2 separate regions of the Homo sapiens genome follow, and region 2 is linked to region 1. A link is a contact called in ENCODE Hi-C data. All regions are on one chromosome and are shown on one strand. The core of a region is the stretch at or near the end of the contact, and the rest is flanking DNA. Distances in the headings are between cores, read along the strand shown. Region 1 overlaps PRKG1 (protein kinase cGMP-dependent 1). Region 2 overlaps PRKG1 (protein kinase cGMP-dependent 1).

Region 1 (5,136 bases), core at 2,282-4,781:
TCTTACTGATAATAAAAGTTAAATTTACTAAAAAGCAGTATAGATGCCTTGTGTTCTTGAAAATTATATGGTGTAAGTTGCATACACATTAGACCTCCTTTTCCAAGAGAATGTTTCCTCTTGTTCCATTATTCAGATGTTTCAGTCTTTCAGATCCCATGGTGAACTGAGAGCAATAAAATATTGTCTACAATATTTTTGTTCTAGGAAAATCAGGGACTTGCATTAATATGAGTGTGACTGTTTCTATAGCAGTCATGTATTACTCAGGGTTCTTTAAAGAAACGTTAAGGAATTGGCTCACACAATTATGGAAGCTGAAAATTCCTAAGATCTGCAGTTGGCAAACTGGAGACCCAGGACTAGTGATGGTGTAATTGAGTCTGAGTCCAAAGGCCTGAGAAGTAGGAGAGCTGATGATCTAAGTTCTAGTCCAGAAACCAATGAGCTAGAGGCCCAAGAACAGTGCATGCTTCATTCCAAGTACAAAGGCTGGAAAAGACTAATGTCCCAGCTTAAGCAGTCAAGCAGGAGGAATTTCCTCTTACTCGGCCTTTTTGTGCCGTTCAGGTATTTAATTGATTGGATCAAGTCCACCCACATTCAAGAGAGAAATCTGCTCTACTCAGCCTACCAATTCCAATGTTAATCTTATCCAGAAACACCCTCAGAGACACACCCAAAAAATGTTTGATCAATTGTCTAGGCATCCCATGGCCCAGTCAAGTTGACACATAAAATTAATCATCACAGCACTCTTGTATTCTTATAATAAATCATTTAAGGGAAATCAGTAAGAACCACAAAGTCTTTGTGTTGGAGATAAAAATGGTTACCTGCTTTGGAATATTCATGTTCATTGCTTATCAATTCACCTCTTTCTTAAGACCTCATAAGAAAAGAAAAAACTGTTGGGATTTACAAATAGAATTTTATAAATTGTAATCATAAAGAGGAGTGTCCTCACCCACCAAGCTATTGATACTAGTATATTTAAAAAATAATACATATTGGTCAATGTGACTTTTACAACAGGCCTATGGAGGTACTTATATAGTTTTAATTATTTTACGAATGAAGAACTGAAGGTGAGAGCAGCCAATCATCTGGCACAAGGTCCCATACAGAACTAATAAGTGGCTGAACAAGAAATGAACTGTCTACAGGACAAGCAGCCCCATAAATGTGGGAACTGTGTAGTTCCACAGGGCCCGTGGTCAAGGGGGTCTGCACTTGGTTTAATGTTCTGCAGTGGTCCTCTTGAAATGTTATATATTTTATATATATACATATAAATAAAAATAAGTTTAAATATGTAAATATTATATATAAATATATGAAATTTAAATAAACTTAATATATATATTTAAAGAAGGGGCCCTGCATTTTCATTTTCCACTGGGCACTACAAATTATGTAGCCAGTCATTTTTCTTTGGCTATAAAGTCCTTGCAGTCCATCACACCTCTTTTTAGAGATGAATTCTCCCAGCAGGAATAGTTACTACCTGTTTATTGCCAACCCAATGATGAACCCTTGCTGTTTTCTGCCTGTTTCACTTAGGAAGGCTTGGTACCTGAATTGATATTGAAACATTCATATGACAAATATTCGAAAGGCCAGCTTTTAGCTTTCTGGCTGGTTAAGTGCCACATAGCAGGACACAAAATTATTTCATGTAGTTTGCTAACTCCCTTTAGTTGTTATTTCTTTTAAACATATTAAGTTGTATTTTCATTTCTACACATGGAGTCATTTCCCTTCTCCTCCATTATGTTCTAATATATTTCATTCTATTTGGACTTATCTAAGTTGCACTGGTTTTCTAAAAGTGACTGCTGCTACTGATATATTTTATTATTAATAATAAACATTTAATGTTGGGCATATGGTATGAAGTCATTTTTAAAATTAAATCCAGTTTTTTACTATCTAAATTAAGAATGTCAGCTTTGAAGTTAGTGGGTTGACTGACAATGATATTTTTGTTTTTTCATTTATTTCTTAAAGTGTTTAACATTTAATGTTCTAATTTAAGAGTTGAAGAAATGATGTGGTATATTTTTGAAACTTACTTTTATCAAACCCTAAAATACATTTTTGTTTCAAGCCATATATAAGACCGTTACTATGAGTTGGTGTTTTGAATTGGGACACTTTCTTTTCATTAGTAATGTATATTCCCCCTTTTATTTTAAAGTGTTCCCTATAGCCATCACATATTGCCACAGTTTGGGGGCATATGTGAAGACATCTGATCTGACTCTCTTACTTCTGAGGTAAAGAAACCGAGTCCAGTGAGACTAGCTCAAATAGTGACAGATCAAAGATCAGATGCAAACCCCCTGAATTTAAGTCCAGGACTCTTTTATTACACCACACAAATCTCTTTTGATGCCTAAAATCACTAAGATTTCTTTTTAAATTTTCTGTCCATGATAAATATTTATATAGTCTTGAGCCTCAAGTTAAAGTTTAGCTTACCAAAGGCCCTATGAATATGAGAATCAGAAATCTGGAGGGAAATATTAGCTTTTCAGTAAAAGGGCAACAGTGTTTTTGAAATGTTCAATGTCATGTGAGGAAAAAAAAATTCTGTCTTTCCAATTAAATTCTCCTAACACTCAACGATGCCTCTAGATTGTTTTGGTAACTTTATAATTCTATAACATATTTTATAAAAACAAATTGTCTAGGAAAGTTGTCAGTAAACTCATGTCAAAGTAAGTACACTGTGAAAATAATGTAGTTGACTCTGTACTGTAATAAGGAATACCAACCAGCAAGGTGGTCTGGTTAAAAGGAAGTTTTTTTCTCACCAGCGTTCTAGTTTTTTGGTTGCTAGTGGAAAATAACAGAAATACATTTGCAATAAAGACAAATTATGAATTCTGTGCAACTGACAGCAGATCTAATGAGGGTCCTTTGAAACATGGTAATTGATTCCAAGTTGCTATTGTATTAATACAAAAATAGGTTTCTTCTTAAATCTGTCTATCTAGGTAATGCTTCAGGGATGCAATATAATTGTACTGACCAGGCGTATAACTTGTGATAGCCAATTACAGGATTTTTGTAGGAAAAGTTGCCTCTGATGTAGTTTGGAAACAAGAGTTCTGATTAAACATTCCTTAAGAAACGAGTACAAATCTTTTTAAAAGATATCTTGTTTTTCCTCTTTCTTATGACCAATTTTCATAACTTTTACAGCTTTGCTTCCGTTATGCAAGTGGCCTTTTAATCTTATGCAAAGACATTACTCTTAGAGAAATAACTTTTTTATTCCTTATCCTGGTGCCCCATGCCACAGAATAAAAGCGGTCAGTCCTGGTTAGGAAAAGAACCCCACAGATAGAAAACCTAAAAATAATATTCAAACACCGATCATTCTTTTACACTCCTCACAGTACTAGAATTACTTAACTAAATTTCATCTCTATTGATCACCCCTAACATGCCGCCACAGCTGTACAGTTTCCTTGGTATTGCCTGTCAGCCACTAGGGGGCATCCTGGGGCAGGCAGACAGCTCTAGGTTTGCACTTTCACCCTTCTACTTGGTGGGTGTCCCATCAAGTCCTTGGCCAACTTAGTTAAGCTCCCTTATTCTCAGTAACTTCTTTTTAAAAATTGAGATAATAATACTAGATTAGCTTATAAGTTATTTTCCATATATAGAGAAATAATAATGCTGGATTAGCTCACAAATTACTTCCCATATACAGATGGATTATTGAGTAATACATAAAATGATAAGGGAACAAGAACATCTTGGAACTAAGAAATGTCACTTTCAGTGACTTTTCTGCCAGCAGCCCAATCGGACAGCTGTATTCCATCTTAGATAGGGAGATGGAGGGCTCCCAGAAGGTTGCTTTGACTCTTTCAAATTCTTGAAATTCCCATCTGTGGAAAAGTATGTTTATGGACCCAAATGAATTTCAGTCCACTGGCCATATGCAAAATCTGGCAGAATGTCATCCCTCCCTAATTGCTTGATTCTAGCTAGAGCCAATGTGCTTGGTAAGCAGGAATGTTTGTGGTCGAGGCATTCAGTTGAATAAGCTGAATTAAAATGTTTCAAAACTCCATACACACTTCAGTTGATAGTACAGCATTTAAGGCAGAATCATGTGGAACACATCCAAAGTGCAAAACTCTGTGGGAATTCCACCAAGCCACATACCATGGCTTTATATCTGAAATGACTAACTGGAATCACTGGGTGAGGCTCTTGGCAGTGTCCATTTATGGCCCATAAAGTTGGCTTCAACTTTACAGACAGGTTCATATTCCTGGAAACTGCAGGCTGCTAAATACATTGATATACACATTCATGACATGCGTATATTCATAGGCACTTTGAAACTTGTTTCAAGGTGACAATCAATATGTTTACATACAATTCAACTTCAGGTTATAAAATTATCATTAAGCAATATGTTCATGGGAAAGAATTTTGGAGAAAACTTAGTCTTGACTCCCTAGGATAGCTTTGAAGATAACACGAGTTCATGTGTACCTATAAATATCATTGCAACACTGCATAATACTTAGTCTATCAACAATTTTCTTTTTCCTTTATTATTACATTAGTATACCTAAAGTCCATGGTGGTATTTACTTTCTTAAGGTGAGGTTAAGGCTTCTTCCTTATAACAACAGGTAACACCAACTGAAGTACTCTAGTAGAGGGACTCACATTTATTCAGGAGTTGCCATTTGCTAGGCAGTAAGCATTGATTATTACCACGTATAATTTTGCCTCGAGGGAACATTTGGCAATATCTAGAGACATTTTCATTGTCATTACTGTTACCTACAGGGTAGAGGCCATGGATGGTGCTAAACATCCAACAATGCACAGGAAATCACTCCACAACAAAAAATTATCCAGTCCAAAACATCTATTATATAATCCTATGGTTGAAAAACCCTGCGCAAAGATAATTGGTTTTGATTTAGTCTTCGTAAACATCATTTGAGGTGGATTATGGTGTTATCCTCATTTCTCAGAGGCAGAAATTGTAGCACTGAGAGGGGGAGAGGCTGTCCAAGATTGTAGAACTTGTGGAGGAGTGCAAATTTGGCTTATTCTAGAACCTAGTTTCTTCATCCTTGCTCTCTAAGGGTAGAG
Region 2 (5,020 bases), core at 1,027-3,526, 510 kb after region 1:
TGCTATTAAGCATTTCAGAGGCAATTTAATAAAGTGTGTGATTAGTGCCTCACTTCCTGATGGTCATTCTGACAGGAGCACCAGAGTAACCTGAGTGCTGATTTCAAACCTAGCCCTTCAGTGAGTTTTTTAGAAGGCTGCTGTAACAGCCTTTTATAAGAAAACTCTGTCAATAAATGTTTCTCTTCTGAATTCGTCTCAAGTAAATAGCCTCAAGGAAATATTCCTGTGGTTCCTGAAAAATAGCAAGCAGAAGATACTTTACACAGACCAGGGTAATCATAAATTTGGCACCTTTTTTGAAATATAAGATGTGCTCCCTCCTCTGGGCTGATGAAGCTGCTGTCAGGGCACAATGGGTGGCATACAGAGAGTGAATGGGCTGAATTTCAGCCCTCACTCAGGCCCCCTGCAGGTGCCTTTGTACATTTGCAAACTGTGTAATCCTGTCTAGTGACCCTGGGTCAGAACCACTGTTGCTTCATTGCATTTGGCTTTATTGCATATAGTCCTTCAATCTGAATGTTTTAAGTACCCACTACATGGCATGCTCTATATTAAGTATAGCATTACAGAAGCTAAATGACGTGTTCCTTTAATTGAGTGCTTACCCTACAGCAGCCCCTTGGCCAAATATTTCATATTTATTAATAATAACAACAACACCATGAGCTAAGTTTTATTGTTTTAATTTTCCAACTAAGGAAGCTTCTCGGCTTTAAGTATCTTGCCTGTAGTTACACAGCTAGGAAGGGAAGGTGCTGGGATTCAAAGCCTTTTTTTTCCCCTGATTCTAAGTGTCCTGTTACTATTTACTACAAAAGCAGGACTTTCAATGAATTTATATATTAGAGAGGAGACAAATATACCAACAGATGGTTACAATACAAGTGTAAGTGCTATTCAGGTGGGATGCCTACTTAGATGTAGAGAGAAAGTTGTCAGGGGCCAATTTCCAGAAGCAGTTGTCCTTGAGTTTTGAAGAAGTTTCTACAAACATATGGGAATCCAAAGGTTAATAAACCAGAATGCAGGCTGAAAAACTTGGCTACACTTCAGAAAATAAGTTGGAATAGGTTTGTGTGTTTTAGTGATTATTTTAAGTTATCATATACCAAATGAAAATAATTGACTGGTAAGGCTATCAATCTTCCTGCACGTTAAAATTATCTGAGTAGAAGAACAACATAAATGAACTTTGAAGACATTATACTGGATGAAATAAGCAGACACAAACGGACAAATATTGTGATTCTACTTCTAAGGGATACCTGCCATAGTCAAATTCATAGAGAGAGAAAGTAGACTAGTGGTTGACAGGGGCTAGTTATTCTTTAACAGGTACACAATTTCAGCTGGTAATGTTGAAAAAGTTCTGGAGACAGACAGTGGTGATGGTTGCATAACAATATGAATATTGTTAATGCCATTTAGCTGTATACTTAAAAATGGTTAAGATAGCAAATTTTATGTTAAGTATATTCTACAACAATTAACAAAATAGAGTGATTTCTTGGAACCTACCCTATGACCTCTTGAATCAGGGTATCCAATGACTTTACGGTTCGGAAACAACTGGCCCAGGACATTTTGACCAAAGATCTGTTATAAGAATCTGCTGAACTGAATTACATTAAAATGAAATCTGAAAGTTCATAGTTAGATATAGTGTAGTTTTAGAAGACGGTTTTAAAGACAACAGTTTTAGGATTTGTGTTGTTTTCATAACTGATATTTGTATAGTGATTTAATTTTAAATGTATTCTCTTCTATTATTTTATGGCAGCTATCTGGTATTGCTTGGCCTGACTTCTTATTTGTATGTTAGAGATGAGAACACTGAGTTTCAGTGAGTTAGTGTTGCCTATCTGTTACACATGCTGCTATAGTTACGATGATAAGGAAGATGCCTAACTGATGAGAATAGAACTCTTGTCTAAATGAGAATTATAGGGATAATAGAGAAAGTTCACAGATTTCTTTTTTGAATCATTTAAAAATTGTTATATTTGCTGCCACATTAAATTAATCATCTGGACTGAGACTTATTGAATGAATGGAGAGGTGTCGAAGAATTGAGTTTCCATGAGAAAAGGCATAAAGCTTAAGGCTTACATAGAGAAGGGCAGCGTTTGGCTGTTTTTCTTAGCAAGAGCAGGACAGAACTGGATGAGTAGTGAAGATGACAAAAGGCTCCTCTTTAGAGCCCTGTCCTTGAACTTTTCAGTTTCTTCTGGGTGTGTCCCTTTCCTCAGGGGGAATCAAGAGAATGTGTGTTGCCCAATCCCTTCTGGAGTAAGAATCAGGACCTTGGGATTTCTTGCCCACATGTTCCTGAGCTCACTTCCAGTATCTGCATGGGCCTGTTTCCCAGGCTTTTTCTTCCTGCCCTGTCATTTTGCCCAACCCATGTCTGAGCATTGGCCAAAAGGCCACGGTTTCTGTGTGTTTGGAGTGGACTGATTTTGGTAGACAAAGCTTGGCTGCACCGGGAACCAGAGTCCTGAAAATGCTAGGGATCCATCTGTAGGGCAGTTTATTCAAATATAAATTGTTAAAATATCTTCCCTATATTGTTCTCTTTTTCCTTTCCCAAGCAGGTGGTTAGGCTCTTTCCGTCTATTGGTCTCAGGGTTTTTGGTCAATACTAGAAGCGTCTAGAAGATAAGGTGCTTCTTATGTATTTTTAAAGCCTAGATTCATTGGAATCTAAGAGTGTCTGGAGTCAAATGGAGAAAGACAAGGACCTTGGAGAAATTTCCCCAAGAGTGGGTTTCTCTGCGTGCAATTGCCTAGAGAGGTTGACCTGAAGCACCAGAGCTCCCAGCCTGACAGAGGTTCCCTTTCTCCTCTGTGCACACAAAAGCAGAGAGCCATTGGACTCCAAGGGCCCCTTGTGACATTGATAGCAGGGAAGTTAACAATTTTGCTCCCCACCTTTTGGACATGACACGCTTCCTAGATTCAGGTAGGACCTTGAGGAAGAGTTAAACAATGAATGTGATTTAATATCTTCCTGAAAAAGAAAGGCTGGTACTCCAAATCAAACACATATGATTTGATTTTAAAAATGAAGAAAAGGATATTTCCAGCACTCTTTGAGTCTAGACTGAGGTTCATATCTGATGTACTAGAAATTTGTTTTGATTACTGAAGGTCTTAAATAATAACAGCATTCAGAACATTTTGCATATACTGTATCATAATTGTGGTAGCTGCTGAACTTTATTAAGCATTTATTATGTGCCAGGTACCTTCTTAATATGTCATACCTACTATTTTTCTTGTGTTTGCCACAACTCTATGCAGAAGGTGATATCATCTTATTTTTGAGGTAAAGAATCTGAGGCCTGGCATGGTGGCTCATGCCTGTAATCTCAATACTTTGGGAGGTTGAGGCAGAAGGATCACTTGAGGCCAAGTGTTCGAGACAAGCCTGGGTTCATAGTGAGACCCTGTCTCTACAAAAAAATAAAATAAAAATTAGCCAAGTGTGGTGCAATGTGCCTGTATTCCTAGCTACCCAGGAGGCTAAGCTTAGGTGACAGAGCGAGACCCTGTCTCTTAAAAAAAAAAAAAAAAAAAAAAAAAGAAAAGATTCTGAGATGCAGAGAGGTTACATAACTGGCCAAAACATAGTTAATAATTAGTAGCAGAGCCTAAACTTAACCCGATTTCTTTTGATTCTAAAACTCATATGCTAACCCAGTATACAATTCTCCAGTATAAGGAGTTTAAACTTTTATCACATATGTAATAAAAATACAGTATATTTTGTATCTCAGGAGTGGTTTGCTTTATTTAAAGTATTTTTATGTGAAAATAAATTTGAATTCTCCTAATCTGGCAAGATAATAGACAGCTATTAATAGGTTGTGGCCATTGCGTGATAAGGGCTAAACATTGCTAAAAGAAAATAAATCTGGCAGTGATGTGTAAAGTAGATTGAAGTCAGATGTGGGACAAGAAACTAAGAGAAGAAAGACCAGTTATAAGACAATTGCATAATAGACTGAACCAGGATAAATGCCAAATCATCCAGTTAAGGGAGAAAAGTATACTTGATGCAGAAAATGTCTAATAAGCTTGCTAAGGGGAATAATTAGGTAGCTATAAGGTTGAGGACCTTTAATCCTTCATCAATATGGATTGATTTTTTTAGTAAGTCCGAGATTTCTGCTTTTATTCTTTTATTCTGTAAGGAAGTCACTGGCACAGAAATAAACAATACTTGTCAATGTTGGTGGCACTAATTTGATGCAGAGATGATTTCTTATATGAGAATCAGAAGGCTACTCTTCTCCATATGCTTCCCAGAGATAATTAATATAACTCTGTATGCTTCTTCCTAGGTAGAGGACATTGTTGAACTATTTGCAGATTTCTGTTTGTTCAGATGTTTTGGCTTATAGATATGGGGCTAAATCTGATATTCTTTGGTTATATTTTAAAACTATAATCTTTTGAAAATATCAAACCCTTTATTACTAACTTAGAAAATAACTCGCTTATTGAATATTTAAAAATTAAATTGTTTTTATTGGTTCCTTTCAACCACAAGGAGCCATCCTTGTCTCTTCTCTTCTCTTTCATTCCACATTCAGTCTACTAGGAAATCATGTTGCTTCTGCTTTCAAAATATAACAGAGCCCAGCTGCTCCTCATCTCCTCCTTTGCTTCCATGCTGTCCAGCCCTCCATCCTCTGTCATGCAGTGGACTCTCATCTGGTCTACCAGCATCCCCTTTTACTACTTTACAGTTTATTCTCCCTAAAACTGGCAGAAGGATTTTTTTTTTTCATGTGTAAATAAGATAAATCACACCTAGACTGAAAATCCTGCAATGGCTCTACATTTCACTCAGAATAAAGCTAAGCTCTTACAATGATCTATAAGCCCCTTTGTGACCTGACCCCACCCTTACCTCTTGATGTCTACTAATCTCCCTCTTTTCCCCAGTTCACTGAAGTCTAGACACTCTGACCTCTTTGCTACTCCTGGAATCTACCAGGCACTTAAA

What was found. A loop is a pair of places that touch in the nucleus more often than their neighbours do. Pooled maps may share reads with other maps.
Region 2: a loop to region 1 is called in a map of Caco-2, with 9 times the contacts of the local background. The contact joins two enhancer-like sites. A Hi-C loop is called at or near these places in 1 of 168 maps with a recorded cell type or tissue (Caco-2), 3 of 37 single-sample maps with no recorded cell type and 7 of 50 pooled maps.

Annotation. Positions count from the first base shown.
Region 1 is chr10:51,386,025-51,391,160 of GRCh38, forward strand. All of the region lies in intron 2 of PRKG1 (protein kinase cGMP-dependent 1), which reads left to right. Among named protein-coding and RNA genes, the nearest start is that of MIR605, 89 kb to the left of the region's middle. Within about 2 kb of position 3,532, at least 7 of the 41 ENCODE cell types and tissues checked have a DNase peak (open chromatin) inside an H3K27ac peak, as active enhancers do.
Region 2 is chr10:51,893,080-51,898,099 of GRCh38, forward strand. All of the region lies in intron 4 of PRKG1 (protein kinase cGMP-dependent 1), which reads left to right. Among named protein-coding and RNA genes, the nearest start is that of CSTF2T, 200 kb to the left of the region's middle. Within about 2 kb of position 2,277, at least 11 of the 41 ENCODE cell types and tissues checked have a DNase peak (open chromatin) inside an H3K27ac peak, as active enhancers do.